2 separate regions of the Homo sapiens genome follow, and region 2 is linked to region 1. A link is an interaction called in ENCODE POLR2A ChIA-PET data of the cell type or tissue named here. Cell type or tissue: PC-9. All regions are shown on one strand. Each heading gives the region's core, and the rest is flanking DNA. Links, peaks and the distances in the headings are about the cores only.

Evidence for each region. Peaks named below come from ENCODE experiments on the same cell type or tissue, not always from the same donor. Only the 100,000 strongest peaks of a DNase experiment are listed, where the experiment ranks them.
Region 2: POLR2A ChIA-PET joins it to region 1 with 11 read pairs; 4 of 35 experiments call an interaction of 5 or more read pairs at or near these places.

Annotation. Positions count from the first base shown.
Region 1 is chr9:77,876,192-77,893,125 of GRCh38, reverse strand. All of the region lies in intron 2 of GNAQ (G protein subunit alpha q), which reads left to right. Among named protein-coding and RNA genes, the nearest start is that of GNAQ, 150 kb to the left of the region's middle. In PC-9, for the core only: no CTCF peak of the experiment used is centred there; DNase peaks (open chromatin) are centred at 5,265 and 8,555; H3K4me3 peaks cover 1,093 bases; H3K27ac peaks cover 4,080 bases.
Region 2 is chr9:77,935,112-77,952,045 of GRCh38, reverse strand. All of the region lies in intron 1 of GNAQ (G protein subunit alpha q), which reads left to right. Among named protein-coding and RNA genes, the nearest start is that of GNAQ, 88 kb to the left of the region's middle. In PC-9, for the core only: no CTCF peak of the experiment used is centred there; no DNase peak of the experiment used is centred there.

The DNA of each region.
Region 1 (16,934 bases), core at 4,809-12,808:
TTACCCAGTGACTTCAAGATGGAGTCGCTCTGGTTTGAAACCCTTTGACATCATGACCCTGTTGAAGCTTTCCAAGCCTAGTAGATTATCCATAAAGTGGGCAGTTTACCCTTAGATAATTAAGTAATGGATGGAACAATAAAACCCTTTGACATTTTGATAGAGTTATCTTACCTACTACATTCAAATATGCATATATTCCACCCATTGTTTCTTAATTTTATTCCTATTCAAGAGGTGAAGGAAAAACTTTGAGGAGCTTCTTGTTTACCAAACATGACAAGGGATTTTCTTTCTTTTCAAAGTATGTATTATTTACTAGTTTCCAAAAGGGATCATTCAGTGTTTTTAATCTCCTCATAGATTCTTATCTGTGCCCTATAAATGAAGCTTTTTTCAAGTGAGAATGAGTAGCATATGTTTGATTTCCACGTCATTTATGCCACAGAATAAAGCCCAGGTCATGTTAATATTCAATAATGCTCTTCAGCTTCTATTTTTAACAAAACATTGCTTATGACTGTTGTTAAAGATCACTCGCAGCACCGAGGATTTCACATCTCTGAATGAACTTTTTATGAAATTCACTCTTGTAAGATAGAACATCATATATATATTCTGAACACTGTCCATGAAAGTGGGCATTGACCTAGAAGAAACCAGTGTGGGTGTGATAGAAACCAGTATTGAACCTATGAGAAATCCAAGACAGTGTCCTTCTTTGTGTTTATTTTGTGTTTGATAATCAGTTGCAGTGGTTGTGGGCAGAGCTGGGAGCCTACTTAATGCATTTACATGGCATAGGGAGTGATAGAAGGTACTTGTGAAAGGGGAAGAGCTGCAGAGGAGTGAGGAGGATGGGTTCCACACTAGGGCTGGAAAGCCCCATGAAGACAAAGCAGGGGAGAGAGGCCCCACTGTGACAGATAACGTTTCAGAAGAGCTCAGTGGACTCAAAATCCATGCACTAGGCTAGATTTAAGAATCCCTAGATGCCATAGAAGGACAACTGAAACTAGAACCTAGTATGTTTTAAAATAATAATATAATTTGCTGCTCAAGACCTATTAGCAAACAAACAAACAAAAAAACAATCTGGGGGGTGCTTTCTGGTTACAGAATCTTGGCTTTTGAAAAAAGGCAGGGTTTGGTGAAATTAGTATTTAAAGGCTTATTTCTCATCTTGTTTCATGCCTGGGGCGATGACCTGGCTTCAAAGCTGTAGTTCAAAGGGGTTTGTCCACAAGGATTAGTTGCTTAGAGTCTAAAATGTGCTTGAAGGGGAAAAAGAAAAAGCTTAGACACTAAAGGAATACATGCTAATGAAATCACACTGGAAGAGTGAACAGCAAGCACTGCACACAGTTGTTTGGTCTGTGTTATTGATATGGAGGCCTTGCTAATGAGAACTAGTACGGCTTTCAAAGCTCTGACCTCACATATCTAATAGGGCAAGCAAAATGGAAAGACAGCGTATACTTGGGGGCAGTGAGTGGGCCTCAAAGAAGTGGCAAAGGCAGGGCCCTCAGGCTGGGGTGTTGAGGAAGTCCTAGATGACAATCGTATAATACATTCATATAAAGACAGAGCAATAGCAACATGTCCTCAGCCTTACAAAAGGAACTTAAACGTGAAATTTTCTTCCAAATTATGTGGTGGCAAGGTCAGTAAATTGCTTTATTTTTAAGATGTAAAATTAAAATAACCATTTCCCGATCTCCTACTTCCTCCCCTCCCCAAAAAACAACCTATTTTAGGTAAAGGAAATAATTCAACAAAAATATACAGAAACTATTTAAACGTGCAGAGAAAAGATAAGAACTGCTGCTACGAAAGAGAGCAAGAGATGGAGAGGAGAACGTGTGATAGGGCTGGCTACTGAGAATAGGCAAGAAAAAGAATAATTTAGATGAGAATATGTATGAGGATATATAAATGGCAAAATGGATACAGTAAAAAAATCAAAATAAGGAAAACTAAAGGTTCTCATTTTTGCTTAAGTGCTGACTTCAGTGCATTTTATATTTGAATATTATGTTAATGAATTAGAAAGTTAAGCCCTGAAACAAGGATACATAAAGTAAGAAACAGATTATGGAAATTTAAAACACTCTCTTGCTATACCATATCTTTTGCATTTCTTCCTTCTCCTACTCCTCCAGGGAGACAGAGTCTCACTAGCTTGCCCATGTTGGTTTAGAACTCCTGGCCTCAAGTGATCCTCCTACTGGGATTGTAGGCATGAGCAACTAAACGTGCCCCACCTATACCATGACTTTTGAGTAAGATACTACCATCTGACGAGTCTCTGGGCAAATGATTGAAAACTAAGTATCCTGATCATGTCTCCTCAATGCATTTTTGATGGAATTTTTGTTACTAGAGCTATGCTGTTGTTTTTTTAGACAGAGTTTCACTCTTGTTGCCCAGCCTGGAGTGCAATGGTGTGATCTCGGCTCACCGCAACCTCCGCCTCCTGGGTTCAAGCGATTCTCCTGCCTCAGCCTCCCAAGTAGCTGGGATTACAGGCATGCGCCACCACGCCCGGCTAATTTTGTATTTTTAGTAGAGACGGGGTTTCTCCATGTTGGTCAGGCTGATCTCGAACTTCCAACCACAGGTGATCCTCCCACCTCGGCCTCCCAAAGTGCTAGGATTACAGGCATGAGCCACTGTGCCCAGCCTTGCAATGCAGTTTTATGACACGTTTCTAATTCTCATATTTCTATGCCCCCTCTATTTTCAGGATGAAATAAGAACATTTAGAAAATGAATGCTACTAAAGCTTTCTTAGGCATAGCTTAAGTAATGCCAGATGGCTTCGATAAATTATTATGAAGTCTTTCAGTCAAACTCTCAAGTTTTTTAGGGGTCTGGAAGAAGTACTGTGGAGGATTCTAGGAGTATGGTATGCCAACCCAAATAACCAATACAAAGATATGTGCGAATCGGCAATTACATTGGGAACAGAATTAAGATACATTATAACTAAGATAAAGTATTTCAAAATTTAAACATTTAAAATAATTTTTAATAAAGAATAAAGTAGAAAACTTACAAACCCATGTCTATTTGAAGGATTAGCTATTATGTGTTTTGTAAGCGAGTAGATAAAAGGAGTAACTAACTTGTAGTTTTACTTGTTTTTAGTATGCATATTATAGAATGTTTGCATGTAAAATTAATACAATTTGACTTTGACAAACATTTCGGATAACTGGAAAGATGGAAGCAAAAGCTTCATTTGGGATGAAATGTCAGTTTATTAAAATTTCTAGGCCATGATAATTTAAGAGTTTGGGAAAAAACCAAAAGAACAGGTATAAAGATAGTTGTGCATTTGGTTAGAAATAAGCGGTGACGTATTTTGACAAAGAGAAGCATACTAATTGAATACAGTGGGCAGGACTCATTAGAGACTGTGATAATAAAGGGAAGAGAAAAAACAAGAAACATTTCTGCCTGGTATCAAGAAGGACTTAACACAGCAAATTGGAAATGAACTTGCAGCATCACTAGGGATCTGGAAGGATCAACATGTGTCCAATAAGCATTGGACAGTTGATCCTTCTTTGAGAATATTCTGAAAACCCTGCAATTTACAGACAAAAGCAAGATGCTAGAAACAGATCAGAAATGAATAAACATCATAATGAGACATTAAACAGGATTAAGGATTTTTTTTTTTTTTTTTTTTTTTTTTTTTTTTTTTTTTGAGACAGGGTCTGGCTTTGTCGCCCAGGCTGGAATGCAGTGGCAGGATCTTGGCTCACTGCACCCTACGCCTCCCAGGCTCACGCAGTCCTCCCACCTCAACCTCCTGATGAGTAGCTGGGACTACAGGCACGCACCACCACACCCGGCTAATTTTTTTTTTAAAAGATGGGATTTTGCCATGTTGCTTAGGCTGGTCTAATTCCTGAGCTCAAGCAATCTTCCTGCCTTGGCCTCCCAAAGTGCTGGGATTACAGGTGTGAGCCAACATGCCCAGCCTCAGGATTAAGGAATTTTTTTGAAATGTTTAATTCAGTAGGTATGGCATGACTAAGTAAAGTGAAGGAATCAAAAGTTGTTTTGAGGTGTATTTAAAAGATGATATATGGTGCTTCAAAGGAAACTGGGCATTCAAGTTGTAGAATGACAAAGAGGAGTTCAAGCTTATGGGAAGAATGAAAAATTTTTTGATTTTCTAATTTGATTCTAAATGTCATGCTGAAAATGGAATCTCTTCCGTGTCCTCTCCCCTACTCTGAGGGAGCAAATGGCTTTAGTGCTTTGATGCGTCAGACACTCAAGGGACTTTGCTAGACTAATTGTTAGTGAATAATCCAGAGGCTCCCATTCTGCTGCTCTGATTTACAGGAATGATTATTTTCCTCATCTTTCTCATAAACCTCACTTTTTTTCCAAAATCTGACACTCTTCTCAGCCAGCGTTCCACGTGAAGAATAAACAGACTCAGTCTGGATTTTTCAAGATTCAGAGTACTTTTTTTAAGGCAAGCAGAACTCCAACCTTAGGATAACTCAAAATAAGGTTTAAATGGTAAAAGTTCATCTTGTCCTGAGGCATTAGGGGATTGCGACAATGAGTAGACATTTTAAATATTTTCACTCTTATAGCAAGCCACTTTTCTCCTTGCTGCATTTACCCCACTCTGCTCAGGAAAGTTGTTTAGTGAGCTATTACTGCTATACTTTCCTATTTAGATGTTTTCTCTGGGAACACTAATTTTGAAGGTCAAGAATTCCAGAAGTCATTCAAGAATTAGTATTCTGAAATCTGTGTAGTAGCAGGAGGAATTATTGCCAGTGATCTAGAATGAGGATTCTCAAATGTTTTAATCTTAGCACCTCTTTATATACTTAAAAAGTTATCGTGGATTCCAATAATGAGCTTTTATTTATATTTATTTTATTTTAATGTCTATTGATATTTATGTTATTGGAAATTAAAATTGGGACCCCATCAAAACAAGTGTGTGCAAACACCCATTCCATTAGCCATCAGAAAGATGTCATCATTGCATGTCTTGAAACTGCATTGTGCAGTCATGAGAGAATGTGAGCAGTAAAGGCACAAAATGTCTTAGTGTTAGTGTGAAAGTAATTAGGCATCCCGTACCCCCTTCAAGGGTCTCAGCAGTCTCCAGGAGCATCCCGATTACACTTTGAGAACTACTGATCTAGAATAATTGCTAAAAGAATTATTCATGTGCCAGTACTTGGCTCATAATGTCTTCAGTAAATATTTATTGAAAGGGTGTGGACAAAATGATTAAGAGTGCAACAGAAAGAAGCCTTGGGGAATAATAGTGTGTGTGTATATGTATATTAAAAACATGTTATATGTAGCATGTGATATGTTATATATTAATATAACATCTAACATGATTTATAGTCTTTTAATATTTCTAAGAATATATGGTAGAACAATAATAGGAACATTCTGCTTTAACTGGGGGGATTAGAAGATTAATATTCTCTGAATCACAAGCAGGCACTGCTGGAAGTTCACTAATAGTGCACTCCAGCAAAATGCCCACAGTTTATCTGGTGTTCCTTACCTATGTCCATGGACACAAAACTACATATAGAACTGCAGAACCTCTTATTGTCTTTTGAGATAGAAATGTATGGAGTAAAGCAAGCAAATAGTAAAGCAAGCCTAATAGGCTGGGGCTTGGCCCTAAAAACTATTTCCTTATTTTCTTTGATAAATGAAGGTAAAAGGAGTATTAAATCCAGTTTGGGTTTGAAATTACAGACTAAAAGAATAGGTAAATTTGCTTTACTGTCTTCACCCTGAAGTATAGAAAATGAGTCTTCAGTTTTTAGTAACATTGAATGTATCTGCCATTATTCAGGAATCTTGATTCATTAAATCATCAGTCAAAGCAAGCTCAGAGCTGTTTCCCAAACATGGGAGACCCTGCTCAGCTTCTCTAAGCAACTGCATATTTTATTTTATTTTACTTTATTTTATTTTACTTTATTTTATTTTAGAGACAGAGTCTCTCTGTGTCATCCACGCTGGAGTGCAGTGGCGCAAACTTGGCTCACTACAACTTCCACCTCCCAGGTTCAAGAGATTCTCCTGCCTTAGCCTCCAAAGTAACTGGGACCACAGGCACCCGCCACCACGCCCAGCTAATTTTTTTTTTTTTTTTGTATTTCTTTAGTAGAGATGGGGTTTCACTGTGTTGGCCAGGCTGGTCTTGAACCCCTGACCTCATGATCCCCCTGCCTCAGCCTCCCAAAGTGCTGGGATTACTGCCATGAGCCACCGTGCCCGGCTGCGTATTTTATTTTTTTGGATGGCTAACATGCTAAGCTGTATCCATAGCCAGATAGATAAAAGGTTCATGAGCCAGTAGCTTTTCTTTACAGCGTTTTTTTGTTTATTTGTTTGATTGCTTTTATTGTTGTGATTGTACAGCCAAAGATGATATTCAGTTCACAATAAAGTTTATTTTACATCATTTACTCTTTCATTTGTCTTGTAAATACTGTATTGTCAAGTGATAGAAATTTGTCCTACTAACCAAAATATTTCCTGCTAACCAGCCCCCTTTGTTTTAAGCCAATAGAATCCTCTTTTTTAAAAAATTCAAAGCTCATTCCAGGAGTCTGTGGGGCGTTCTTTCTGAACTGTAGCAATTCATAATGCTCCCACTTTCTGGGGAGAAATGGTTGGAACACTAGAGATTAACCACTAAGATGCTTTTTTTTTTTTTTTTAAGAGCATAGCTCTAAATTTAAGAAATCAATTTAATAAAATGTGAAATGTGTAAATATATTTTCTGACAGATTTCTCCAGATTTGTTTAATTTTACAAATTAAAAAATGGCTGTGACCGGGCGTGGTGGCTCACACCTGTAACCCCAGCACCAGAACTTTGGGAGGCTGAGGCTGGTGGATCACCAGAGGTTAAGAGTTCAAGATCAGCCTGGCCAGCATGGTGAAACCCCATCTCTACTAAAAATACAAAAATTAGCCAGGCGTGCCTGTAATTCCAGCTACTCAGGAGGCTGAGGCAGGAGAGTCACTTGAACCCAGGAGGTGGAGGTTGCAGTGAACCGAGATCGTGCCACTGCACTCCAGCCTGGGTGAGAGAGCAAGACTCTTGTCTCAAAAAAAAGGTCCTGCCTTTCTTTTTAAATGCCAGGGAGACTGTATTAGAGCATTTAATAGATCACTGAATTATATTACAATTTTAAACCTTAAGGGGAAGGCTTTTATTTTTATATCAGCATTTATTGAATTTGAATGTAGTTTCAACAAAAGACAAATTTTCATGTTGATAATAACACTTTTTTTTTTTTTGGTCCTTGTTCTTGTTCTTTCTCTTCCTAGTTTTCTCTTTCAATCTCATTAAAAAAAAAAGTTTTAGGGAAATGTAAGTTGTCCAAAATTATGAGTGATTTTTAGTGAATTTGGAAAGAGGCTTTTCTTTCCATCCGTACTGAGACAGTAACCTCAGATTTGGGGCCTGGTATTTCAAACTCTTAAAAGCAAAGGATTGTTTTTGTGGGCTGTAAATGTAGAATGCTGTAGCTACTGGGAAAGTTAAACAGAAATCTAATTTATACTTTTCTCCCTTTCTGAACTCAGTTGCTAAAGCACAGTTAACTCTCAGAGAGTTGTGCTGGACAGGGCCGACCCTGTTGGTATGTGTTTGCTTTTTTCTCCCCTTAACAAATAGAAAGAAAATAGTTCATTAAAACCTACTACCCTCACTTTTCAGCAAAGCTCACTTAGAATTCCAGTTTGTTCTTGGAGTTTTGCTTGCATCCTCATTTTCACCTGGCTGTGTGCCTGGCTGGTCTCAGCCTTCCCCGGCTCCTTGAGCTTGCTGACTTCCTGAGCTTGAGTAGAGTTTAGGCCTCTGTCAGGGTACTCCTGCATGATGAGGCACTGGGAGGTTCCAAAAAAGACCACAACTTTGGGCACATTTCTTCATTGCCCTTACCTCTGGTTTTCTTAGCTACAAAATGAAGGTATGGGACAAATATCTCTAAAACCCATCCGAAACTCTGTTATTACTGTAACAGTAATAGTCCCTGACTTTGGACAGCTTGGTATAGGCCAGGAATCTGTGTAGTCTTATTTAGTCTTTAGAAACCCAGCAGGTGGGTTCCATTATTTTCTCCATTTTACAGATAAAGCTTTGAGAAATGGGTGTATTTCCGCAAGATCACAAAGCTACAAAGGAGAATAGTACTTTCTTTTCAAAATCTCCCTCTCTGAACTCTGACACCTACAAGGGATTGCTGATTCTTGACCAGTTTCTTAACTCACAGTGCCCTTGGGGCATTGACCTCTCCCAGGTAAAATGAGACATTTATAGTTAAGGGAATGCTGATTGAAACTTAGACTATGATGGGGTAGATGGGTGTACTGAGATGCAAACTATGCTTCCCGAGTGAACAGCCACAGCCTGTCCTCCTTAGGAAAGAATGACCTTATTAAGAGCAGCCACCAATGATGACAACAGGTATAGGTGGAGTTTTAGCTTCAGTTTGAGGGGGTGGGGTGGAGAACTTATTCTCCAGGCATCTCTGGCTTTGCAGCTAGGATTCCTAACTCAGATTCCTAACTCCTTATTCACCATTATGGGAAGTCGCACTTTTGTTGCAGCTTGCTTCGTTCATTGTTTTCTTTCATGCTTTAAAATTTTTTCCCGCTTGAAATAAGCCTTCTTTTGGTTTCCTAATAGTCGTTTGCATTTTCTCTTCCTCTGAAATATAGCAGAACAGAGAAGTCAGGCAAAATGGCCAGCAGACTGATTAGAGACAACTGGCACATAGTGGTCCTCAAGGCAGCTGGCTCAGCAGGCAGATTGGATTAGAACAAGCCTTCACACCCCCACAGGGGCTTGCCAGAAGCAAGTGCTGGAGGAGTCACCTACACAGCTTCAGAGAGAATCTTTTTTCCCCTCCCAGTTCCAACCCTGAGAGTGTTTCTGAAGCTATAGAAATGCTAGTAGCTCTGAGCATCTTCTTGGGCTGGCTGTCTCTTTTTGTCAGTTGTTGCATTATTTGCTTCTCACCCAGAGCAGCCACCCATCCTGAGATTTTATCTGCAGTTAGAGAATTCTCCCTCCATTTCTGTTTTGAGGGCATACTTGTTGGTCAAAGACATCCTCTTGTCTTCAGTTAAACCTGTTTTTCTGAAATACCAAAATCTTGAGAAGAATTTGAGAGCCTGTGACAGTGTTAAATAAACTTGGCAGTTTCTACTTCATGAATTATCAAAACTACTTTGGTGGGCAATGAACAGGGAACAGAGACTAGACAGTTTGGATTTGGAGTAAGTGGAGGAAGCAAAGATAGGGTGTGACCACATGGGACAGAGCACATTTTCCTAGAGACCAAAAACTCTGATTGTACCCTGGTCCACAGACTCAGTGCAGAAGCAGGTATATTAAAACCCAAGCCTTATAATAGATACTGGGAATGCCAAAAGCGAGGAGAGTGGGGGCGGGGGCAAGGGTTGAAAAATTACCTATAGGTTCAATGTTCACTAGCTGGGGAATGGATACACTAGAAGCCCAGTCCCCGCCAGTATGCCATATACCCATGTAAAAACATGCACATGTACTGCCTGAGTCTAAAATTAAAACAACAACAACACAGAACCTAAGGTTTGGAAAAAAAAAAAAAAAACTACCCCCTTTTTTCTCTGTCAGAAGTAACCACTGTTCCTCAGCCTACCTAGAAAAGCACTCTACTCTGATTCATAAGTTTCTTTTCTCTAAATCAGGCAATGAGAATGAAGGTACATGAGGTGTCTGGATGTTTTTGATGCTGCTGTAACCATCTGGAGACTCTCATATAGGGCACAGTGTCACTTCCCTGGCCACTGGCAGAGGCTAGGCTAGCTGGGGACACACTGGAGAGAGTCAGGGTAAAGACTTATTTATAGAGAGAAATGGAGAGATGGGACATCAGTTATATTTCAGTTAACTGCTGGAACATGTCCCTACTTAAACTTCCAGCGACTATGTTTTTCCCCGTAACTTAAACAATTTATTTCACTAATCACATCTGTTCTCTTGTAAGATGGTTTCTTGGGTTAGTAAGCTGTGAACTGAAGTGTTTGCATTTTGATTTTAAGAATTTGCTTTTTTTCTCAGAAGGGTGCTAACTCTTTTAGACATGGCTTTGATATATGTGTTTGGTAACAACAATAGACTTATTGGTATGGAAATCATGAGAATAAGTTAAATGCTCAGATAGTTTCCCTCAGAAACAGTAACATATTCCTGTGTATCTCATCTGCACAAAGGCACTTTAAAAATAGTTTATTACAAAAATAATTTAGACAATACAGACAAGTGAAAACGAAAAAAAAAATCCCATCAAGTGTCATTTCCTGATAGGCTTGTGAATACTTCTAAAATAGTATCTTTCTAGTTTTTTTCCTATGCTTTTTTTCTATCTCACCAAAAACTGGATCTCAACACATCATTTTTCATGAACCTCGTGGTGAATACCATTCCATGTCATTTGGCCATCTTCTCTAGCCCTGTGTTAGTGGCTGTGGACTTTCCCATTGTATATCTTTAAACAGCTCGCATAATCAACCCAGGTTGTTGGACATTTAGATTATCTCTGGTTGTTCACCAGTATAAGCAGTGATGCGGTGAAATTCTTGAAAACCTTTTATCTTGCTTGTTTGCAACCTTTAGTTAAATTCTTAGAAGTGTAATTTGCTGGGTCAAAGGTTTTGCCAAACTGCCGTCCAGATGGCTTATTTTTTTAAGCTTCTGGGTTCAATTTGGGTTATTTAAATACAAGATCTGGAACAGTAATTCTCATCTCCCATTTTATTTACCACTTTTCCTATGTTTGGGGAAAGAGAAAAGAACCTCAAATCAACTCATATATCAGCAGGGTCTTCTGGTTTTCATAAAATTATGTATAAAGCTATGGCCATAAACTCATACTGCTGTTTTTTTATTTGTTTGTGTTTGTTTGTTTGAGGGGAAGGGAGTCTTGCTCTGTCTCCCGGGCTGGAGTGCAGTGGCTCGATCTCAGCTCACTGCAACTTCCGCCTTCTGGGTTCAAGCAGTTCTCCTGCCGCAGCCTCTCAAGTAACTGGGACTACAGGCGCCCGCCACCATGCCCAGCTGATTTTTGTACTTTTAGTAGAGATGGGGTTTCACTATGTTGGCCAAGGTGGTCTCGAACTCCTGACCTCAAGTGATCCGCCTGCCACGGCCTCCCAAAGTACTGGGATTATAGGCGTAGGCCACCATGCCCGGCCCATAATGCCATTTAGAAGAATTCTTGGCAACTGATTCAGTCAGCAGCAGTTTTCAGACTTTGATCCTCTGTACACCTTTGGTTAATACCCATAAAAACTCAATGAAGGACAAGAATTGGGCAGAACACAGATTGACTGAAAACACAGCTGTTCTGTTAAAAAATAATCAACCAGCCAGGCATGGTGGCTCATGCCTGTAATCCCAGTGCTTCGGGAGGCCAAGGTTGAGGGACAGATTGAAGTCAGGAGTTCAAGGCCAGCCTGGGCAATATACTATAGCAAGCCCCTGTCTCTACAAAGAACAGAAAAATTAGCTGAGCATGGTGGCATGTGCCTGTAGTCCCAGCTACTCGGGGGGCTGAGGTGGGAGGATCACTCAAGCCCAGGAGTTCAAGGCTGCAGTGAGCTATGATAGCGTCACTGTACTCCAGTATGGACAACAGAGCAAGACCCTGTCTCTTAAAATAATAATATTCAACCAATGGGACACTTTTCATTTATTCACCAGTGAGCTTTTGGCCCTGGCCACGTGCCAGGCAGTGTTCGGGGTGCTTGGGATACGTCAGTGAACAAACCAGACAATGGCTCTCTGCCGTTGTGCAGCTGACATTGTAATGTGTGTCTGTGTAGGTGTGAATATATTGCCCGTTTTGGGGGGGGTGCGGCATAAAATAAATGGTAAACATAATTTGTGTAGAAAAAGGTCTATATTATGGGAACAAAATAGATAGTAGTGTCAGGGGCTTGGGACATATACAGAATGAAGTAAGATGTCAGCCTCACTGAGATACTAGCATTTGGGCCAAGACCTGTAGGTAGAGAGGGAGCATGCTAACTCCTATGGTGAGCCTGGCAGGGACGTGCTGTGGTCCAGAACTTCAAGGTCTTCAAGCTATTTTTGCACACCCATAAGCATAAGCCCAGAATATATTCAGTCCCAGTTCCTACTTCGCTCGTGGTCCTCTAAAGCACTGTCTTCAGCCTCAAACCTGTCATGCAGGGACAGACCCTGGGAAGCATGTCCTTTCCATGCAGTGAAAAATACTCCATGCAGTGAAAAACACACTCCAGGCATAATGCGTATCAGCAGGGGCAAACTAACAGAAAATGAGTTGTTCCAGAAGGAACAAAACATACTTCATGATGAAGGCAAATTGTTTTTCACACTTAGCTAAATAGAATTTGGGATGTGGGGTGCCATGTGCAATTAATGAAGTAGGCTTTCTCAAATGAAAATATGCCACCCTGGGCAACATAATGAGACCCTGTCTCAAAAACAAAAAAAACAAAAAAAAAAAAACAGAAAAAATCATCCAGGTGTGGGGCACATATCTGTAGTCCCAGCCATTCAGAAGGCTGAGGTGGGAGGGTCGCTTGATCCCAGGAGTTCAAGGCTAAAGTGAGCTAGGATCACAACACTGCACTCCAGCCTTCCAGTTTAGGTGACAGAGTGAGACTCTGTTTCTAAAAAAGAAAAGAAAATACGGTCCACCAAGATATCTTGACTTACTGGCTGTCTTACCTGTGTGAGAAAGGGTATAAATAATTCCACTGGAGAGTGGAACTATAAACATTATTACAAATTCCTAAACACTAAAGAATCAGACAGGACATATTTCTGAGCTCTTTCCTTTTTTATGGTGGGGAAACTAAGGCCCAGGGAGTTCAGTGAACAGTTCAGCTGCTTCTCACAGCAGGTCCCTCCTGGGGCCACGGTATTGCCATCAAGCTTCCTTGTTCATTAGAAGAGCTGACTGATTAATACATTTCTAAATACCATCAATTATGAGATAATTTCCTATCACCTTTCCTTGATGTGATGATTGATTTTCTACTCACTAACGTGCTGTGTGGCATGCTTGGACACTAAACAAATTACTGAACTTTGTAATTTTCTTGAAGGAAATGTAATGCACACATAATGAAAACCAGACAGGGGCTGTAAAATACAGCTAACTGGGATTTTCAAGCCTCGCCACATTTCAGAACCCAAAGGGCAGAATTTACTTTTAACCTTAGTGAACTGGTTAGGTGAGATTTTTCAGATATGGTCTGTTTTCTTTCTAGTCACAGTCTAAGTCTTTCGGTTGAATCTCACCGTATCATATCTGCCTCTCAAGGGACTACTTTGCAGTACTTTGCAAAGGCATTAGGTATAATTTTAAAAATATTTTAGGCCTTATTCACAAATATCCATTAGATATCAAGTGATTGCCAAGAAAGTAATCAACAAAACTAGAAGATATGCCTTTGTAGTAAGTCTGGACAGATATTACTCATACGTCCAGTAAGAAAAATCCAGCATCGGCTGGGCGTGGTGGCTCATGCCTGTAATCCCAGCACTTTGGGAAGCCAAGGTGGGCGGATCACTTGAGGTCAGGAGTTTGAGGCCAACGTGGTGAAACCCAGTCTGTACTAAAAATACAAAGCTGGATGTGGTGGTGGGTGCCTCTAATCCCAGCTACACTGGAGGCTGAGGCAGGAGAATCATTTGAACCCGGGAGGCGGAGGTTGCAGTGAGCTTAGATGGTACCACTGCACTCCAGCCTGGGCCACAGAGCAAAAACTCCATCTCAAAAAAAGAAAAAAACTAAAAAAGAAAAATCCAGCATCCAGTAAGAACAATTTCTGGGTGACAGACAATTTTTTAAAAAATAGTCCTTTAAAAAATTACAATTAAAACTGCAGTATTTTCCTGTATTTTTTTCTATTTTTCAGATGCTCTTAGTTCGTTTTTACTTTCCATGCTCATTTTCCTCATCTTATTTTTTTATTTTTTGGTTTTTTAAATTTGTTTGTTTTGTTTTTTTGAGACACAGTCTTGCTCTGTCACCCAGGCTGGAGTGCAGTGGTACAATCTTGGCTCACTACAACTTCCTCCTCCTGAGTTCAAGCGATTCTCTTGCCTCAGCCTCTTGAGTAGCTGGGATTACAGGCATGTACCACCACGCTCGACTAATTTTTGTATTTTTGGTAGAGATGGGGTTTCATCATGTAGGCCAGGCTGGTCTCGAACTCCTGACCTCAAGTGACCCACCCACCTTGGCCTCCCAAAGTGCTGGAATTACAGTTGTGAGCCACCCTGCCTGGCCATTTTCTTCATCTTAACTGAAAATCTTATCCCAAATATCTTACCTTTAAAATGTCTATCTCAAATATTTAGTTTAAAAGCACCAAAACACATCTTAATTTTTACCCTCTTCTCTTTTTTTTTTCAGGAACCTTATTACCCGGTTTTCTTTAAATCAAATAATTAGGGGTTGAAATAATCAAATAATTAGAGGTTGAAAGTGCACCAACATATTAGGTGCATTTTATGGCCCAGGAAGTGCATTGGCATTTTATATACAATGCAGTTCAATTTCAAAAATCCTATTTATTAGGTGTTACTAGGTGATATGATCGTCTTAGAGATGAAGAATCCAGCCCAAGAAGATGAAATTGCCCAAGTCACAGATTTGTAAGGCACAGAGGTGTCATGTAAACCTTGGCTATTTTGAATTCAATCCTTTCTTTCTCCTTCCCTTTCTGCCATTACCCTGGGCCATTTTCCCTAGACTGAGTTTTAAAATTTTTGGTTGGATTGTAGGTTTTTTGTGTTTGGAAGGGTTTCAAAAAAAAAAAAAAAAACACCAAATACCTCTTCCACTTTTTTGCGTAACTCCTACCAGAGAGCCATCTCATATTCCTGGGAACTGGCAGTCAAGTTAGGGACTAAACAAAAACAGTAATTCATTCAACAATTATTTGTTGAACATAATGCAACTAAAAACTCTGCCAGTTGCCAGCAGAATGAGACCTATCCTGTTCTATCTTCATGGAACACCCAGGCTAGTGGGAAAGAGGGACATGGTAATTAAAATTGTGGTGTACAGTTCAAAGGGGAAGCAAATGGTGTTAGGGAAGAGGGCTAGACATTAAGTTTTAGTCAGTGGAGTGGACTGAAAATGCATTGGGCATTCGGGAATGGGAGTAGTTGGGGCAAACTTGTTGGAGGTACTAGAACTTGAACTGCAGGGCCATAAATAATTACAGTAACAGAGAAATGAGCATTGCAGATGGGTCTGCGTTGTTTGCCATGCAATTTAAACCCATTTTCTCCTGCCCTTGTCTCATAAAAATGGGTCATTCCTGTTAGCCAAGAAGAGATTATGCTATTCAATCAAATTCTTATGAATTAGTTATTTTAAGTACAGAATGGGATCATATACTTGTACGTGAAAGTCAGTAATTAAAGTAGGTTACGGTAATTGTTTTCACACTCCTCCTCAAATAAAAAGCATAATTTGGTGGAAGATATACATTTATTACCCACCTATATTTTTTCCCTAATTTGAAAAATAATACAGGAGTCTCAATAAATGTGCAGAATCTATGTTTGAAAATACGTGAACTTGTCTGTCAGCAATTCAGCTTCGATTTTCAAGTGTCCTTGAAAAGAACTGATGAGTTTTTACCTATTCTCGTCATTACATGGGGTGGTGAAGGAGCTACTTCTGTTTCTGAGACTACTATACTTAGTATTTATAATGCTAAAACAAAGTTCATGAAAAACCAATGATACCCTTATAATGATAGTTTCTATGACATGGAATAGGGATTATAAACAAATTATATGAGTACAGAATATTTGAATATTCTTCGGGGAGAGTTGGTTTACAAGACAAGCATTGGAGCCATTATTAGGTGTAGAAAAATGTGACAGAGTAATTGCAGCTGCCCATTCATTCGTAGGACTTTCTAATCATTCTTGGGAACATCCCTATTGAAAATGGCTAGTCTCAAATGACTCCAAATATGAGTTTTTTGGCTACTATGTTGAAAATCAATCTAGTTGAATGGATTTGTTATATTATATTTAATTGATGATAATAATAGATATGGCCGTCTGTTTTAATTGATTTTTCCTCAGTTACTCTGTGTGGAGAATTTTGACCTTTTAAGGTTCTATTTTGTGGCTAAGAGATAAAGAAAGTCAAGTTGAGACTATCGCTGTTGTAGATAGCTCACACTCCTACAGTTCTCCAGTTTTTAAATGCTTTCTCAGAGACTGGAGTTGAAGCCAGCTCACTGATTTATTACTGAGTGACCTGGGGCAAGTCCCGCCTTCTTCTTTTGTAAGTAGGGATCCTAATAATACTTATCATATAGGTTATTAGGAGGCTCAAAGAGATAAGGATCAAATGAGAATTAATGTCCAGTGCTTAGCATAATGCCTGGCACCTAGGAAGCAAATCCCTTAATAAACAGTGGCTGGAAACAATGGGTTTAAGGCAATCCTGTAAAGGAGATATGTTTGCTTATCCTCATTTTAGGGTTAAAACAGCAGCAACAACAATTATAATAAGTCCCTGTTATCCAGCAGGTAAAGTGCCAAGTGCTCTATGTACATTACTCTATTTCATTTGCTCTCTACAACTACTGTAAAAAGGAAATTTGTTGTCATTCTGTGGAATAGAGTGATTAAGCAGCTTGCCTAAACTCCCCCAGACAGGGATGCAGTTGGAGCTAGAAAGTTAACCGAGGCCTGGCTGACAAGGCCTCATTCTCCATCAGCTGGTCAAAGGAACAGGAGCTCTGCATCCTGTCCTGCTCAGTAGAGGAGGAAAGGAGACAGCTCCTCCGGGAAATCTAGAGGAATTTGCATTCTCTGCCTGAGCTGGC
Region 2 (16,934 bases), core at 3,658-11,657, 60 kb before region 1:
CACTCATGATTATCCTGCTGGTCATCAGAATGCCTTTCGGCTGAAGCTAGACGGAATGAGGGTAAGGAGCAGACATTCCCTGTAATTGAAGGCCTGAGATTCATGGGAATGGATGCTGTGTTCCATGTCCTAGGTCTGTGGACCTGCTTTGCGTCACATGCACTGATCCTAGGGACAGAGTGAATATTGAACAAGCTTATTTAGGAAAATTTGAAATGTGAGCTTTGAGATCATTCACATCTCTTGGATCTGATAACTCATCGAGATGACCCCCTTCACCACCTTCCCACAAATGGAACAGAGAGAATCGTAAGGTTGGGTGGTAGAAAGGCCTTGGAGCTCATCTATGCAGCCTCTCCTCCTTAAAGTAACCCCTTCTGTGGTGTTCAGGTTGAGGGACCTATTCCAACCATGGACTGAGAACAAATCAGACTTTACAAAAAGAGGTTGACCATTTATATGATTACATTTTTAGGTACACAGCTAAGTAAATAAACTATAAAGTTGACTAATTTGTCTTGTAAAAACAAACCAAATAAGTAAATAAACTATAAAGCTTGACTGATTTTCACAAATACCTGTGGCATTTGTGAAAGATGAGTCCAAACATATCTTTAGCAATAACTGATTTATTAAAATAAGTGAATGGGCTGGATGAAGTGGCTCACACCTGTAATCCCAGCACTTTGGGAGGCCAAGGCGGGCAGATCACTTGAGGCCAGGAGTTCAAGACCAGCCTGGCCAACATGGAGAAACCCCGTCTCTACTAAAAATAGAAAAATTAGCCGGGCATGGTGGCGTGAGCCTGTAATTCCAGCTACTAGGGAGGCTGAGGCAGGAGAATCGCTTGAACCCAGGAGGTGGAGGTTGCAGTGAGCTGAGATTATGCCACTGCACTCCAGCCTAGGTGACAGAGTGAGATTCTGCCTCAAAAAAAAAAAAAAAAAAAAAAAGAACACTTGACTGCGTTCAGTATTCATATTTTATAAATGTGCCCTAAACAAAGTATACTGGGGTGAAGATACAGGATATACATCTTGGCCTCATAGTGTTTTTAATCTTATCTAAAGAATGTAGCTTTTTTTAAATTAAAAAGTTATTTTATAACCTTTTTAAATATAGATGTTTTCAATGACAATATAGTATTTTTAGCAGCTCCGCAGTATTATGTTTTATAGATGTCTCTTATTTATTACATCAGGGCCCTATTGATTGATTGATTTATGTGTTTCTGCTTTCTACCTATTATTTTCTACCCTGTTTTATTCCCCCAGCCATGAGAACATTGTAGTGATTATCCTTGTACCTGTGTTTTTAATACTAACTGGTTTCTTTCATAAAAAGTGTTTAGTGAAAAACAAATGCTGTGCGTGCTCATTAAAATTTCAGATGGCACAGAAATAAATGAAATGAGAAGTGAAGCTTCCTTCTCCTTCCCCATTTCCTCCCTAGAGATAACTACCTGTAAACATTTGCTTGTTTATCAGTACAGATGTTTTTGTTTTTCATACATGAGAAAGCAGATATTGGAACTTTAGTAGATGGGCAATAGGTTGCAGAAACGAGCATGGGAAGGTAGCTGTATTCTGAATGGGGAAGGCTTGTGGGAGCAAACGGCTGCTGGTGTGTGTGTTCAAGGATGGGACAAAAATGTGTTGTAACCTGTTTTCCTGCATCAGGTAGTGACAGCCATGTAGCGTGGAGGCACAGAAGCAAATCAGGGAAGAATCAGCACTAAGAAGTGAGCAAGCTTAATAACATACTGCAGCTAGAAAATGAGTTACTTCCCCCAAATGGGAGATTCCCTTTGTAAGGAATTGAGAATTTCATGATGAGTTTAGAGCTGACCAGCACATGAATATGAGCTTAATGGAATCATTTCTAATTGCCTCCAGAGAAGCAAAGTTTCAGGAAGGGAACCCGGTAAGAACATTATAGTATGTAGTTTAACCCAGATATGATAAGTTTTTTGATAAGAGAAGAGTCAGGGTAAATAGGAAGGTTCATCTGTGAGAAATAAAGTACAGGAAGAGGGAATGGAGCTGGAGGAGGGGGGATTATGTGAGGGTTGTTTTACACCAGATGGAGCAAGACTTGGCTGCATGGATCGGGAATCTTTTTTGAGGATAGCTTCTTCCAAGGATTCAAGACAAAAACCAGATTGCAGGAAATTCAAGGGGGAATTGGAGAATAGGATTCTGAACCAAGGTGGAGCTTTCATTGAGTTAGAATATGAATAAAGATACGGGAAATATGGAAAAGTTTCCTGCCCACAAGGAGAATGTGCATGTGAATCTCTAATATTTCCCTTTAAAAATAAAATGAAGCTCCCAGCTCTGGTAGACCTGGTGTTAGCCCCACATCTTTTCCTGCAGACAGAGCAATAGGTCTTTCCCTTCCTCTAGCTCACCTATGCCAATTTTCCAGAGCTGTCAGGTCTAGGGCTGAGATACTGGTTGTGGCTCTGCCCCAGCTGCTGCTGTTCCCTCATTAACTCCAACCAAGGGCTTTGGGACTTGTGTGGCCGGCACTACTGCTCACTCATGTTGGGGTCCATGCTAACCAAGTTCATATTTGCTGGGAGCCCTCTCTCAGCCCCAGGAGTATTCCAAAGCCCCTGTTTCTCCCAAGAGATTCAGAATTTGAATTCTGCTTTGGTTCCCATTGTGGAATACTGCTGTGACAATCTGTCTCACTCCCCAGTGGCCTCTGAGCCTTGTGTTGCCACCACATTCATTTCTGCCCCTAAGGACTGAAGTTCCATCCTTGAACTTGCCTCTGCACCAGGGCTGAGCTATCTTTGCTTCTAGCCTCATGGTGTGTGGCTGTTGCTCTACAGCCTGGTGGTGTCCTGGGTTCACATACCAGTTTTGCCGCTTAGTATTTCTTTGGGTTCAGGCCAGGTATTTAACCTCTCAGTGTCAGTGTCCTCATTTTGTATTTTAATAATATGAATTTTCTGTCTGTTATCCTAAGAAGGTGGCTGCTTCAGTAAATGCAAGGGAATTGATTGAACACAGGCCTCGAGGCATGTGTGAGATCCTCTTGGGGAGACCCTGGGGCACCTGAAAGGAGTTACAGTCTTGTGGGAGAAGTGGGCTGTCTGTATCAAGACATTGTGGGCAGAGGAACCGACACCAAGTTCCAATGTGACTCCCAAATGGAAAGTATCTAGGGGCAGATGCTTCACACGGAGCTGTTGGTTCTTGGTCAGGTGTTTGTCTGTTCATGTCCTTAGGGTCCAGGTTCAGTGGCTGTAGGAATATTCATTTAAAAAGGATAATAAATCTCCTAAACAATGCTAGGGAGGCTTCCCAGGCTGCAGAATCAGGAAAATAAAATTTACCTCACAGGGTTATTTATAGGATGAATGGCATGATTTGGGCCTAACGAATAATGGATGTTCAGTCAACAGTAGCGGTCGTTCTTTCTGCTGTGCTCTGCCCACTTCTTAGGACGCTGTGTTAATTCTTGCATGCACAGGCCTAGGCTGCCCTCCTGGCTGGACCCCACAGTCATCTGCCCCCCCTCTGTGTCCTCCTTCATCCGTGTCCTCTTCCATCCCTACCGCTAGGTCCCCCGCTTTCTGAGTAGTCCCGTGTCAGGCCTCAGTCTCCCTTTCTTTGCTGGAAAAGGGTAAAAGGCCATCTCTGGCTGATGAGTGCTAGCAGTTTGTGTCCTGTGTTGGGATAGTGAGCCTGCAGTCCAGTGAGGTTCCTGCGAGGAGCAAGATTTGGATGCAATTCTTCATCAGTTTAAAATGACTATAGTTTTAAATATTACCTATCTTTTACTACATTTAGGCCCTCTGAGGATTTAATATAGGCACTATTTTGTTAATTGTTTATACTATCTTATAAACATGTTAATTCACAAATAACATTATTTTATTCAAAAACATTTATGCCGTTTTGAATTGTTCCTTTGTATGATAGGTATAGGAGATATTCAGAAATAAATATTAATAACAATAGTTAACACCTGTCTAACACTTTCTTGTGCCACGTATTCTTCTAGCTACCTTCACACATGTTCATTCATTTAATCCTCAAGAACCACCCTATGAAGTAGGTGCTCCTATTTTCTTCTTTTTATGGATGGTGGAAAAAGAGGCCCAGAGATTTTAAGTAAGTTGCTCTAGGTCCCACAGCTGTTAAGTAGCTGGGCTGTGAACAGAGGCCTTATGGCTCTGACACCTGTGCTCTGAGACCAGGCTGCTTCCATGGCGCTGAAGTCTTGGCATCATCTGGCCCCTGGTTAGACATGCAGAATCTCATGCTCCACCCCAGAACTGCAGAATCAGAATGTGTGTTTTAATAATGTTCCCAGGACATTCGAATGCACAGTCAAGCTTCAGAAGCACTGTTCTAAACCATTCTGCCTACTTACTGTCTCTCCAGCCATGGGAATTTCATTGTTGTGGGGGAAATAAAGGGGCATGTATGGGTAATAGCTGCCCTTGTAACATTTTGGTGAAACAGATTGAACACCAGTTGAGTGCTTTAGACATTTCAGATTCCTTCCCAGATAGCCTCGTGTCACACACTTCTGTTTCTTGTACCCACACATGCATACACAACCAGTCACACATGGCTTTTGTGAAGTTTAGTAAATTTAGAGATAACATGGGATGGCACTGGCATAGGGCAGAGTCATGCTTGTGGTGTTTTGAAAACTTGTCCTCTCTTCGTTTTAAGTTGGGGCCCTCCCCACAGCCTGTGCCCCTGGGAAGTACAGTCCAGCCCAGGGCTCACTGCTTGCCTCCTTGTGGAAATAGCCTGGATAGACTGGTCCTCACCCTTCCCCCTCATTCCAGTAAATAAATGTCTTTCTTGTTACATAAGTAATTATAATCCAAATGTAATCACATAATAGACATAGAAGGAGCAGCCAGCTGGCCTCTGGGGAGTTGGCCAACTTAAAGGACAAGAATGGGGGAGGTTTTGCCCAGCAGAGAAGGATATTTGGGGAAAGGGAAGTAAAAAGCCTGAAGGTCTGAAAGAACATAGCTTGTTACTCGGGAGAAGTTGGGCGTAGCCCGGAGAGGGCAAATGAGGCTTTATTGTGAATGGCTTTATTTGCCATAATATTAAGTTACAGAATTTATTTTGTGGCAGTCAGGCTCTACCTGTATTGCTAAGGGCTCTACCTGTATTTTTTGCAAACAAACCCTGTGAGCTAGGCATCATTATCCTCATTTTGCAGATGAAGAAAGTGACAGGTCCCTCAACTTGCTCAAAGCTACCTAGCTAGTGGTAGTACCTGAATCTGATACCCTGGGCTTTAACCCATGTGTTACTGTTGATCCGTATAGCAACTGCTTTAAGGCATCAGAAATACACTGTTATTGTGTAAAATAAAGACTGCAGTTAACAACAATACAGAGAAGGTTTCATTTTATTTTATTTTATTTTTGTCTTATTCTGCATTGCCTATTTGAAGAGACTGGTTTTTCCAGCAGTCAGTGGTGGAGCACGACTGCTGGGTCATACGCCCAGGTTTTGCACGTTGGTTTGTGGGGTGCAGGCACTGACTGACTAGTGCTAAGACGTAATGTGCTTTTGATGGAGTTTCCTTTGCCTGGGTGTTTTTGGGGTTTTTGGAAATGTGGAATCTTAAGAGGAAGAAAACATAGTATTTATAGAGCTGGAAAATGTTCTGCTTATTCTCAATCCTTTATTGACATAGTGGTTACTCTGCTGTTTTGGTTGGCAGTGTGATTCTCTTAGTTTAAGCAAAAATTTCTTTTGTCAACAGGTAGATTACTAATAAGGATATTTTACTCACCAAGAAATTCCTAGGAACCCTTTTTCTGGACACATCAGACTTCACAAAATGTTTCTGTTTTTCTTTAGTTCCTGTTGCTTCTCTCTTCTTGCAGTATCCACTAGCAGCATGGTGGTTGTTCTGTAGATAGTGATGTTACCACTTCACCATTTGGTCCTCTCTCCTCTGCGTCAGTTAACTTCCCATCTAATATTTTGTTCTGTGAACTATTCCAGGAATGATTATCAAGCTCTCGTCCTCCACTTAAAGTAGCAAGGCATGCTAGCATTTTCTGTTTAGGACTGAAGAAATGCCTGCAATTCAGGAAGTGTGGCAACCTTATAAGTAGTGGGAAAGTTAGAGGATGTAAACTTGGGTGATTCGCATAACTTCAGTAGACCTCAGTTTCCTCATTTATAAACGAGGAGGCAGTCTAGAGCCTTTAGATGCGGCCTCTAAGGGTCCCTTGGATGAGGTGTAAAGTTCATGTTCTTAGGGAACTTCACCACTAGTACTTGGCTGCCTTTAATAGGTCTTAATGCTCCTATAAATTTAACTATATTATCCCTTTTGCCCATTTATGATTTATTAATAGCTTTAATGAATTGTGAATGACAGTTTAATTAGATCATCCATGTATAATTAGGGCAACCGGGTTTTTTTCCCTAAGAGGATATATTTTTCATCCGTGAGTATGTAGCTTACCTCTAACCTAGGTAATTAAGCATTTTAAGGCATTTTCCAAAATAAGAAGGCTTTTTCTGTTTTCCTAATAAACACTTTATTGAAAAGCCACATGCATAAAATAATGGAGGGCCGTTTTGACCTAGGTTTTGCATGTAATCATAACCCAGACAGACACAACCTGAGGCAGTACATTTAGTTTAGTGGTAACAAAGCAGTGTGGAATTTAAGAAATCTCTCTCTCTCTTTTTTTTTAAACTACTTATTTTCTTACTTTTTGAGTAAAGCAACTTTATAGCTACTTCATATCTGTTTCAAGTGCTACATTTTCAAAGCTGGCAAATAGATTTACCTCTTTTGTGAAGGTGCCACATTAAACACTTAAAAGAAGAAAATCAGCCTTATCTGATGGATGATCCCCAGTTAATAGCCCAAGAACCAATTTGTATTTGGCTTTGCGATGTGTTTTTCTACTTACATTTGAGTATGGGTGTGCCTGATATTCTCGGAATTTACAATACTTCAAACAAATAAGGAAGTTGCACTGTGAAGACAGACTCAGAAGGAACTGGAAAGCTGACAGACCTTTGTGCTTCCCCAGCCGCCTTGCTGAATTCTCTGCGGTGGGTTGAGACCCCTGGTGTTCTTGGATGGGACAGCCCACATGAGCAGAGTGGCTCTCCCTTGTTTCCTTTGCTCTCTTTGGATTTATATCCTTCCAGAACTAGCTGTTTCGTAAAGTATTTAGACTCTGAATACCTGAATTATTCAGATCTTCTTGTCACTCCAATCACAAACAGGTAATTATGGAATCACAGCTGCTTTAAAGAGGCAGTGTGTCATCTTGTGTTCACTGAATATTTTACTGTACTTTACACAGTTAATTTCACACTGGGCAAGCTAAGTTAGTGTCAAAGTGGCAGACCAGATTTCTCTTGCGTTACAATGAGTGGCAGAGGTTGGAGCAATGCCTCAGTGGAAGAAATGGTGGTTCACAGAGTTATGTGAGGGGTCCCATGAACTTCCACCTACTCCCAAACATATTTTCTACTGGGCCTGACCAGAGGGGCCTCAGAGGTTGCTGAATGGTAAGTTTGGTGGAGGAGGGAATAGGAATGGTTTGGTTTCTGGTCTAAAGAGGATATATGGGGTGAGGCGGCTTGATGGTGCAAGGATGATTGAGTGTTTTAAATGAATGGTTTAAGTGACAACCTGCATCTTGTATACACAGCTTCATAAAACAGCCTCTATTGGTTGTTTGATGGAGCCAGGTGATCTGGTATGGCGGAAGATTTGTGAGCCCCACTGGAATAATTCTAAAATGCTTTTATTATAGTTTTTGATTATGAAAGTAATTTATTTTCAAATGTACCAGATTTTTGAAATACTGAAAAGATTAAGAAAAAAAGTACTAGTATTGCCATTAGCCAGATATCCTATTGTTAATATTATGTATGTATTCTGAATGAATCAGTAGATTTTGAACAGGTATCATTCGTTCATACTGCCTGCCTGTTTTCTCTTCTAATATATGAGGAACATATTTTCTCACTATTGAATGTTCTTCTAAAGCAGTATTCTGGTAGTTGCCTAACACCACATGGGACAATTTTAAAATAAGAAGTCACTGGCTAGGCACTGTGTCTCACGCCTGTAATCCCAGCACCTTGGGAGGCTGAGGTGGGTGGATCACCTGAGGTAGGGAGTTGGAGACCAGCCTGGCCATCATGGCAAAACCACATCTCTACTAAAAATACAACAATTAGCCAGGCGTGGTGTTGTGTACCTGTAAATCCCAGCTACTCTTGGGAGGCTGAGGCAGGAGAATTGCTTGAACCCAGGAGGCAGAGGTTGCAGTGAGCCAAGATCACGCCACTGCACTCCAGCCTGGGCAACAGAGCAAGACGTCGTCTCAAAAAAAAAAAAAAAAAAAAAGTTAGTTACTTCCAGGATAAAGGTACTTTATTTTTTTTTCCAATTTGTGTAGTAGAGGAAATCAAGCTTTAATTAAGAGTGGTCTCACATGAATGTGCATACTAGAGATTTATATCATTATAGAAAGAGAAGACACTTTTGAGTTTATCCAGTCTGACTCTTGTAAATATGGGAGAATTGTGACCCATATTATTCCTGTGACTACTGAAAGTCAAACATTTTAATCGCAGAAAAGGGACTAACATTCCCAGTGTTCTTGCCCGTGTCATGTTACATTTGCAAATCTGTTACAACATATTTTTCCTTTTCTCAAGACACGTCGAACATGTGTCAGTATATACTGTAGTTAATATCTCTTAAGTTTCTTTTGTGGTTTGTAGCTTGGCTTTAAAATGATCTTGAGGCTCAAATTTGACTCAGGAACCAAAACCCCTGAGGGGAGCCCTTTCCTTGGTTCCCTGGGTTAGAATAATCTTCAAATCTATGTTGACCTGAGAGCTTTTGAGGTCAGAAATGGGTTCTGCAATGCCCAACATCTGCCTTGTGAGGTTATTAGTCTTATGTGCTAACTGGGACTAGTGGAACTTCTAAAAATAGTACTCTTTTTTCATGGATTTTGTTTCTATCCATTAAGAAGTCATCATTCCCAGCCCATTTAATGATAAATGAAAACCAGAAAGGTAAATTCACTCATTTACAGTCAAATAACCAGTTGGTTAATTATTGGATCCAAGTGCAGCAGATTTGCAAGGATTGCAAAGATTGCTTAAAATTTAATTTGTAAATGCTTGTTAGAAATTTGTAAAATACAGACAAAAAGATAATATAACCTGTATTTTTACAAGCCAGACACAGCTATTGATCATATTCTGGTAGATTTCAAGTGTCTTTATTTTTAAAAGTTTTCTACATGTGGATATTTGAAGGGGTGCAGTTGAGATAATTATGCATTACCCTTTTTTCTTTGATCCTCTACTGTGTTTAGGGTCCTGAGGTCAAGGACTATGAGGAATATATGTGGTGGGGTGTTGATTGATTTTCTACTTTTTGGTGAGTTTCCCAGGAAATCTATTGGGAATGCCTTATTATTTTTTGTTTCCATTGATTAGGACAAGGGTTACTAATGTAAAGGCTGTGGTTTTCATCCAGCATGCCAGTTCTGTTTCTGCTCTGTCCAGCCAACCATTTTGCAAGTATATCACAGTACTCACAAAGCAGAGTGATGGATCACTGCAGAATTAAGAAAAACAACTCAACCCAAAACATGTTCTGCTAATGGCTCACTAGTAAAATCATTCCATTATATAATATTCAAATTCCTTCATATAATACTTGACCACTCTCTGACATTTTCTTGTATATTTTATCTCAGTTTTATCTTCACAAGGCTGGTCTTAGAGGAATTCCAAGTACAGCCCCAAACTACCTCACCTTCCACATCTTCTGACTTAAAGAACATGATCTTTTAACTCTGTTACCAGTTCTGTTACATCTTTGAAGTAAAGTCCTTGTAAGGGGATAGACCTTTTTTTTCTCCCAGTTTCTTAACAACTGTTTTATTTTTACAAAATATACCATTTTAATTTGTTAAATTGGGAAAATACAAGTTAGCAATAGGAAAAAGAGAAGTTACTCATCCTACCACCCAGAGATAATCACTTTCAACACTTTATTATAGATTTTTCTACCCTACCTCTTTCTATATAATACTCTGTGTGTGTGTGTGTGTGTGTGTGTGTGTGTGTGTGTGTGTATGTATGTTGTATGTAAGTGCACATTTTCGAGAACTGGTATGAGGTTTACATATGAATTTGCAGTCCACTCTTTCCATTTGGCAATATATTGTCAACAGTTTTATTTAGTTAAACGTAATAAAACATTGTTTCTCCTAGTTGCGTAGTCTCTCATCATATGGATGGACTGTTATTTATTTTACCCATTCCTTATCGTTGAATGTTTAGGTTTTGATTTTTTGATGCTTTTAATCAACTGTGAATACACATCCAATAGCTAATATTTGCAACATACATGAGCATTTCCTTGGGGAAAGTTGCTAAAAGTGGAATCACTAGAGCAGAAACGTATACAATATTTTAAGATATGGTACCTATTGGCCAGGCATGGTGGCTCACGCCTGTAATCCCAGCACTTTGGGAGGCCGAGGCAGGCGGATCATGAGGTCAGGAGATCGAGACCATCCTGGCTAACATGGTGAAACCCCGTCTCTACTAAAAATACAAAAAATTAGCCAGGTGTGGTGGTGGGTGCCTGTAGTCCCAGCTACTTGGGAGGCTGAGGCAGGAGAATGGCGTGAACCCAGGAGGCGGAGCTTGTACTGAGCCAAGATTGCGCCACTGCACTCCAGCCTGGGTGACAGAGCGAGACTCTGTCTCAAAAAAAAAAAAGATATGGTAGCTATTGTTGAGTTTTTTTAGAAAGCTTTGTGGCTGTTTGTATTTCTCACATTGGTGTATAGAATTCCAATTTTGCCTTAGATTTCCAAATCCTAAATATGAGCATTTAAAAACATCTTTGCCAATTTAATACTTGAAAAATATTATGTCATTGCCATTTGAATTTGTTAATTCTTTTAATACTTGTGAAGCTAAATTATTTTTTAGTTGTTACTTTTTTTTCCAATTGCCCTTTTCTTTATTGGGAGATTTAAAAAAATGACTTGCAAATTTTTTTTTTTTTGAGACGGAGTCTCGCTCTGTCGCCCAGGCTGGAGTGCAGTGGTGTGATCTCGGCTCACTGCAAGCTCCTCCTGGGTTCACGCCATTCTCCTGCCTCAGTCTCCCAAGTAGCTGGGACTACAGGCGTCTGCCACCACGCCCGGCTAATTTTTTGTATTTTTAGTAGAGATGGGGTTTCACCGTGTTAGCCAGGATGGTCTCGATCTCCTGACCTCGTGATCCGCCTGCCTCGGCCTCCCAAAGTGCTGGGATTACAGGCGTGAGCCACCGCGCGCAGCCGACTTGCAAATTTTAAAATACATCACTATTAACTCTTTGTAGTATTTTGCAGATACTTTCTCCCAATGTGTTAGATTCTTTTTAAAATTTAATTTAATTTTTCTTTTTTAAGAGACAGGGTCTCTGTCGCTCAGGCTGGAGTGCAGTGGTGTGATCTCTGCTCACTGCAGCCTTGACCTCCCAGGCTCAAGTGATCCTCTCCCCTCAGCCTTCCAAGTAGCTAGGACCACAGGTGCCCACCATGCCCAGCTAATTTTTGTATTTCTTTGTAGAGATGGGGCTTTGCCGTGTTGCCCAAGCTGATCTCAAACTCCTGAGCTTAGGCAGTCCACTCGCTTTGGCCTCCTAAAAGTGCTGGGACTACAGGTGTGAGCCGCTGTGCACAACCTAGGTCCTATTTTTAAAGGATTGTTTGTTATGGGAGTTCATACACTTTTTATAATCTGTAATATGCACTATAAGGGATATTAGGACTGTGTACTACTGCTAATATTCAGATTTTTTCCATGCCCTATGTTCTTCACCTTTATAACTTCTCTTCAGCTTTTTAGATGCTCTTTTACAACCTTCTTCTATTCCAGAATACTTTTAATAGGATCATATGTATGTCCCAGTTTGCCTAGGACTATTGTGGTTTACACATATTGTCTAGTATAATTTTTAATAGTACCCCTTTTACTCTTAGAAATTATTGTTTTAGGATGATAAATTATATGATCACCCTAATCATTAAGTGTCAGGACATCAGCGAGTACATAACTGTGAGGTAACCCAATCAGAACTACTTTCTTGGATTTGGTTTAAAAGGGGAGGGTGCAGAAATCAGGCTTGCCACACAGTCTTATATTCTTAATATGCAAAAGAGTTCAATGGCCATGTTTCAAAACACCCAACATATTATGATTATAAAATATTCTCTATATGGCATTATCTGTTTGATTCTTGCTAATTCTTGTTGGACAGAATAATTACCTACTCTAAAATTAGGTTGAAATCAAAATTCCAGAATGAGTTTTTTCACCCAGTTGATTATCTGTTATGGCTATTGACTTGTGGTTTGGATTTTTTCTGTTTTTTTCTTTGCTTTCTGTATTATTCATTTCTGGAGATGAATTGGGAGAGAAAAGGGGGGAACTTATTTAGTATTTTAGAATTATTCATGCTTTATACTATCTCAAGGTGGTGAAATTTATGAGTTTATAGTCAGCAATAGGTTGGGACATCAACTGTACTCTTCAGTTTTAGTAAAAATAAATGAGTTTTCAATAAGGTGACTAAAATATTCCTAGTGAGGTTTGAGTAAACATATTTAGTTCTTCATGCTGCAGGATCAGAATTTTCTTATCAAACTGAAGGCACATGACTCATGCGTAGCCGTTGCATGCATTAATAGAATTTGGAAATTTACTTTTGGCCCAGTGGAGGCTCTGAGGTAGAGTTTCATGGCCATTGCTATAAAAGACTGTAAATGTGTGTATTTATTCAACATTTCTAGAACCTTCCTTGCCCCTCATTCCATATCCTTAGGAAGGTCATGGGGACACACCTGATATAGGAGAACAGTGGGAAAGAAGTGACACTGGAAGGTGGGATAAACTTGATTTGTACTGGTGTCTCTCCCAGGTCAGCCTGGGCAGACCCTCACACCCAGAGAACCCTCAAGGCTGCCCTCTCCTCCTTCATGCAGCCATTTGCTACATTGCAGAGGGGCAGGGGGCCCTGTCAGTCCCATCTGCCTAGTTCCACTGGTCCTCCCACCACATCTAAAACCTTCCATCAACCAGTATCCAGATGATTTTGTCTCCTGCTTTGAATATTCAGTTGTGCATACTTAGCAGCGTTTCCCTTCCAAAGCCCCAGGAAGAAGCTTTCCAGAATCGCGCTTCTAGCCTGTATGCCCTGAAAATGCGTTTGACAACGTAACACAGCTAAAAGTGGCCTATCAGCTTCACACTTCACCAGTTTTCCTTCTGGACCTTCCAGTAGTGCTAAAGGTGCTCCCATTTTCTCGGATTCCCAGGTTCAAGCCGTGCTTCTTTCTTGGTCTCCTCTTTCTCTCACTGCAGCACAGACTACAGCCACAACCTGCCTGTTCTATCTTTTCAATATTAAGTCCTTCCTTCTTGCCCATTTTCACCACACAATTTCAGGCACTTACCTCCTGTGTGGGCCTTGCGGTAGCTTTCTTTGGTCCCATTTATTTGTTGTGTTTCTTCCCTGTAAAATTGAACTGTTTGTGCCATGCCAGTGTCTTCTTCATGAGTCCTATGATGAAGTTCTTACCTGCTCAGAACTTTTCAATAGCATCTCATAGGCTGTTGGATCTGATCCAAACTCTGTCATGTGTTACATAGAGAAAGAACAAAGCGGTTACATCAGAGCCCACATATAAATATATATAGTTGATCTTCTGAATCCATAGGCTGTGTGGATTCAACCAATCTCAGATGCAAAATACTTAAAAATAAGTAACAATAAAAATAACCTAAATAACAATACAGTATAACAACTATTAACATAGCATTTACATTGTATCAGGTATTATAAGTAATGTAGAGATCATTTAAAGTATACAGGAGGATGTGTGTAGTTTGTATGCAGATGCTATACCATTTTATATATGGGGCCCCTAAGCATCTGCAGATTTTGGTATCGGTGGAGGGGTGAGGGTTGTCCTGGAAACAATCCCCTTGATACCAAGGGACAACTGTACTTGAAAGCCAAAACAAGAAGGAATGCATTTAGCAGCAAGCTCTTCTATCTTTTTTTAAATTTTATTTATTTATTTATTTTGAGACAGAGTTTCACTCTTGTTGCCCAGACTGGAGTGCAATGGTGCAATCTCAGCTCACCGCAACCTCCGCCTCCCAGGTTCAAAGGATTCTCCTGCCTCAGCCTCCCGAGTAGCTGGGACTACAGGCATGCCCCACCACGCCTGGCTGATTTTGTATTTTTAGTAGAGACAGGGTTTCACCATGTTGGTCAGACTGATTTCGAACTCCTGACCTCTGGTGATCCGCCTGCCTTGGCCTCCCAAAGTGCTGGGATTACAGGCGTGAGCCACTGTGCCCGGCCAAGCTTTTCTAAGTAGTGTGATGTTTTGAGTAGTTAGGTATTTGACAACTCCTTAAAAGTCTCATTACCCAAATGGAAACGTTCTAAAATGGATTGTGATGATGCTTGCACATATCTGTGTATATATTAAAAATCATTGAACTCTACATTTTATTTATTTATTTATTTATTTTGAGATGTAGTCTTTCTCTGTCTCCCAGGCTGGAATGCAGTGGTGCGATCTTGGCTCACTGCAACCTCCTCATCCTGGGTTCAAGCAATTCTCCTGCCTCAGCCTCCCAAGTAGCTGGGATTACAGACATGCACCACCACTCAGATAATTTTTGTATTTTTAGTAGAGACAGGATTTCACTATGTTGGCCAGGCTGGTGTCGAACTCGACCTCAAGTGATCTGCCCCTTTGGCCTCCCAAAGTGCTGGGATTATAGGTGTGAGGCACCACGTCTGGCCAGAACTCTACATTTTAAATGGCTGAGTTGTAGGGTATATATGTGATATCAACAAAGCCGTTATTTAGAAAAAAATTAATTACCTGTACTTTATAAAATTCCTGTGGCACCTGTTATAGTACAAAACAAGCAATAAGTAATGACTTAATTGCCTCAGCAGTAATATTTATTAAGAAGAATATATGGAAAAGAAAGAAGAATACTTCATCATTGGAAATTTTCCCACCTCTATATTCTCAACTCTAGTTTGTGGAAGATCTAGAATATTGTAGCAGTCATTCATTTAATATGTAGTATATTGACAGGCTCTAAAAAAAAGTTGATGGTGAGTATACTTGGGAGAGCCTTAAGTACACAACAGGACAAGAAAGGAATCATTCTAGGGTCAGCGTTAGGCTACAGCTTTTGGTTTTTGAAGCCCTGCCCCAACTCATGTGTGGTGTGAGTGCGGGGGTATGGGTGTGATTTCACAAACCCCTGGAAATATCACCCAACTTAGTGATGCCTAGTGATTCAATATTTTCTTTTTTTGATTTGTTAAAGTATTTTGCATTTAGTTGGTTTAATTTCTGTTAACTTCCTTACTGGTTCAAGTAAGCAAGTACAGTCTATGTGAGGCACTGTTTTCACTAGATGCCTTAATGACTTTTTTATCTTTTCTATGATGAAACATTTCAGGGGGAAGGTTGCATATAAGACAGTTGGTTTCTGATCGTTTTTTTAAAGACTAAAACCATGTTTATTATGCTTCCTCCAATGTTATTTTTATGTATTATTGGGTCGGTGTATTAAAAATAAGGTCTGAGTATATACTGCTATAATTCAGACAGCATTTGTTGGGTCATGAGGCCTAAACCAAGAACTAATCCAAGAGCCATACATTATATCTTGGGTTATGATATCTCTTCCCCTTTAACTCTAGTTTTTGCTTCTTGGATCACTTCATGGGTTGTAGAACAAGAGGAGAGGCTCAATTTAAATTAAGAGGCAAATTGGTTTCACTTCCTCGTTTTTCAGGCAAATGGTAGGAAGTCATCATATGTGCAGGCTTTACTAAACATTAATAAAATGCACCGATGTACTTTCTTTAACTTTACTTTCTCAAGGAGTAATTCTGGTTGTAAGAGTGTCCTTTCTTATTTCCTGCCTGCTTGTTATACATTTCAAGGTGTGATACTTCCGAGCAAAGAGATCCTTCCCTTTGCAGGAAGAAGGCATATTTCCATGTGCAATTTACTTAGTAGTAAGGAAACCCGCATTTATTTATTTTAGGCTTAGGTTGACTATTGCTGTTTCTGAAGAAACTGAAGGGGAAAGATGGGAAGAGAGACTCCTGCTCTGTTACCATTTTGTTGCACGTCTGTTCCTGTCACTGGATTGAATACTGGAGGAACATAGGGCAATCAGGTGAAATAAATTAGAGGACAAAATTTAAATTAATGAAACAGCCCATAGGGTACCTTTTTTAACTGGCTGGTGAAATCGTCTTGACATCAAAATTGGTGGTACCAGATGTTGCGCCTGTCTTTTGGACAGCACATGTGGAACACACAAGAAGCATCTTTGGACTGCTTTGGAGTAATTATAACCTAAAAGAACAGGGACATTTCATGTACCTATCTTCGAAGTTCTCTGAGCATTCGCTACCAAGGGGCAACTTCCTATCTCCAATGGCAAATGTATTGGCTTTTTACAAAAGCTGAATCTTAAAAAATTTTTTGTTTTAGGAGAAGTGAGAACCCAACTGATTTCCTAATGCATCTCTTTATGACGTAGTTGGATTCTCCCAAATAGCCATTTGGAAATGATACTTTCAAGAGTCCTTGCTGGGTGGTTTAATGCCAATAATGAGACCCCCCAGCAGGTACTATGGTTTTTGATCAACATCAACATTTCCCCCCAAGAGAGAATTTTAAACTTTAAAATGTGAACAATGCAGAGGTTTGGCTTGCTTGTACATGTGTGTTCTAATCATGCTCTTTTTCTTCCTTTAAGAAAAGGGAAGTATTTCTTTGGGTATAATTTTCTTATTTTTTTGAGACAGCATCTC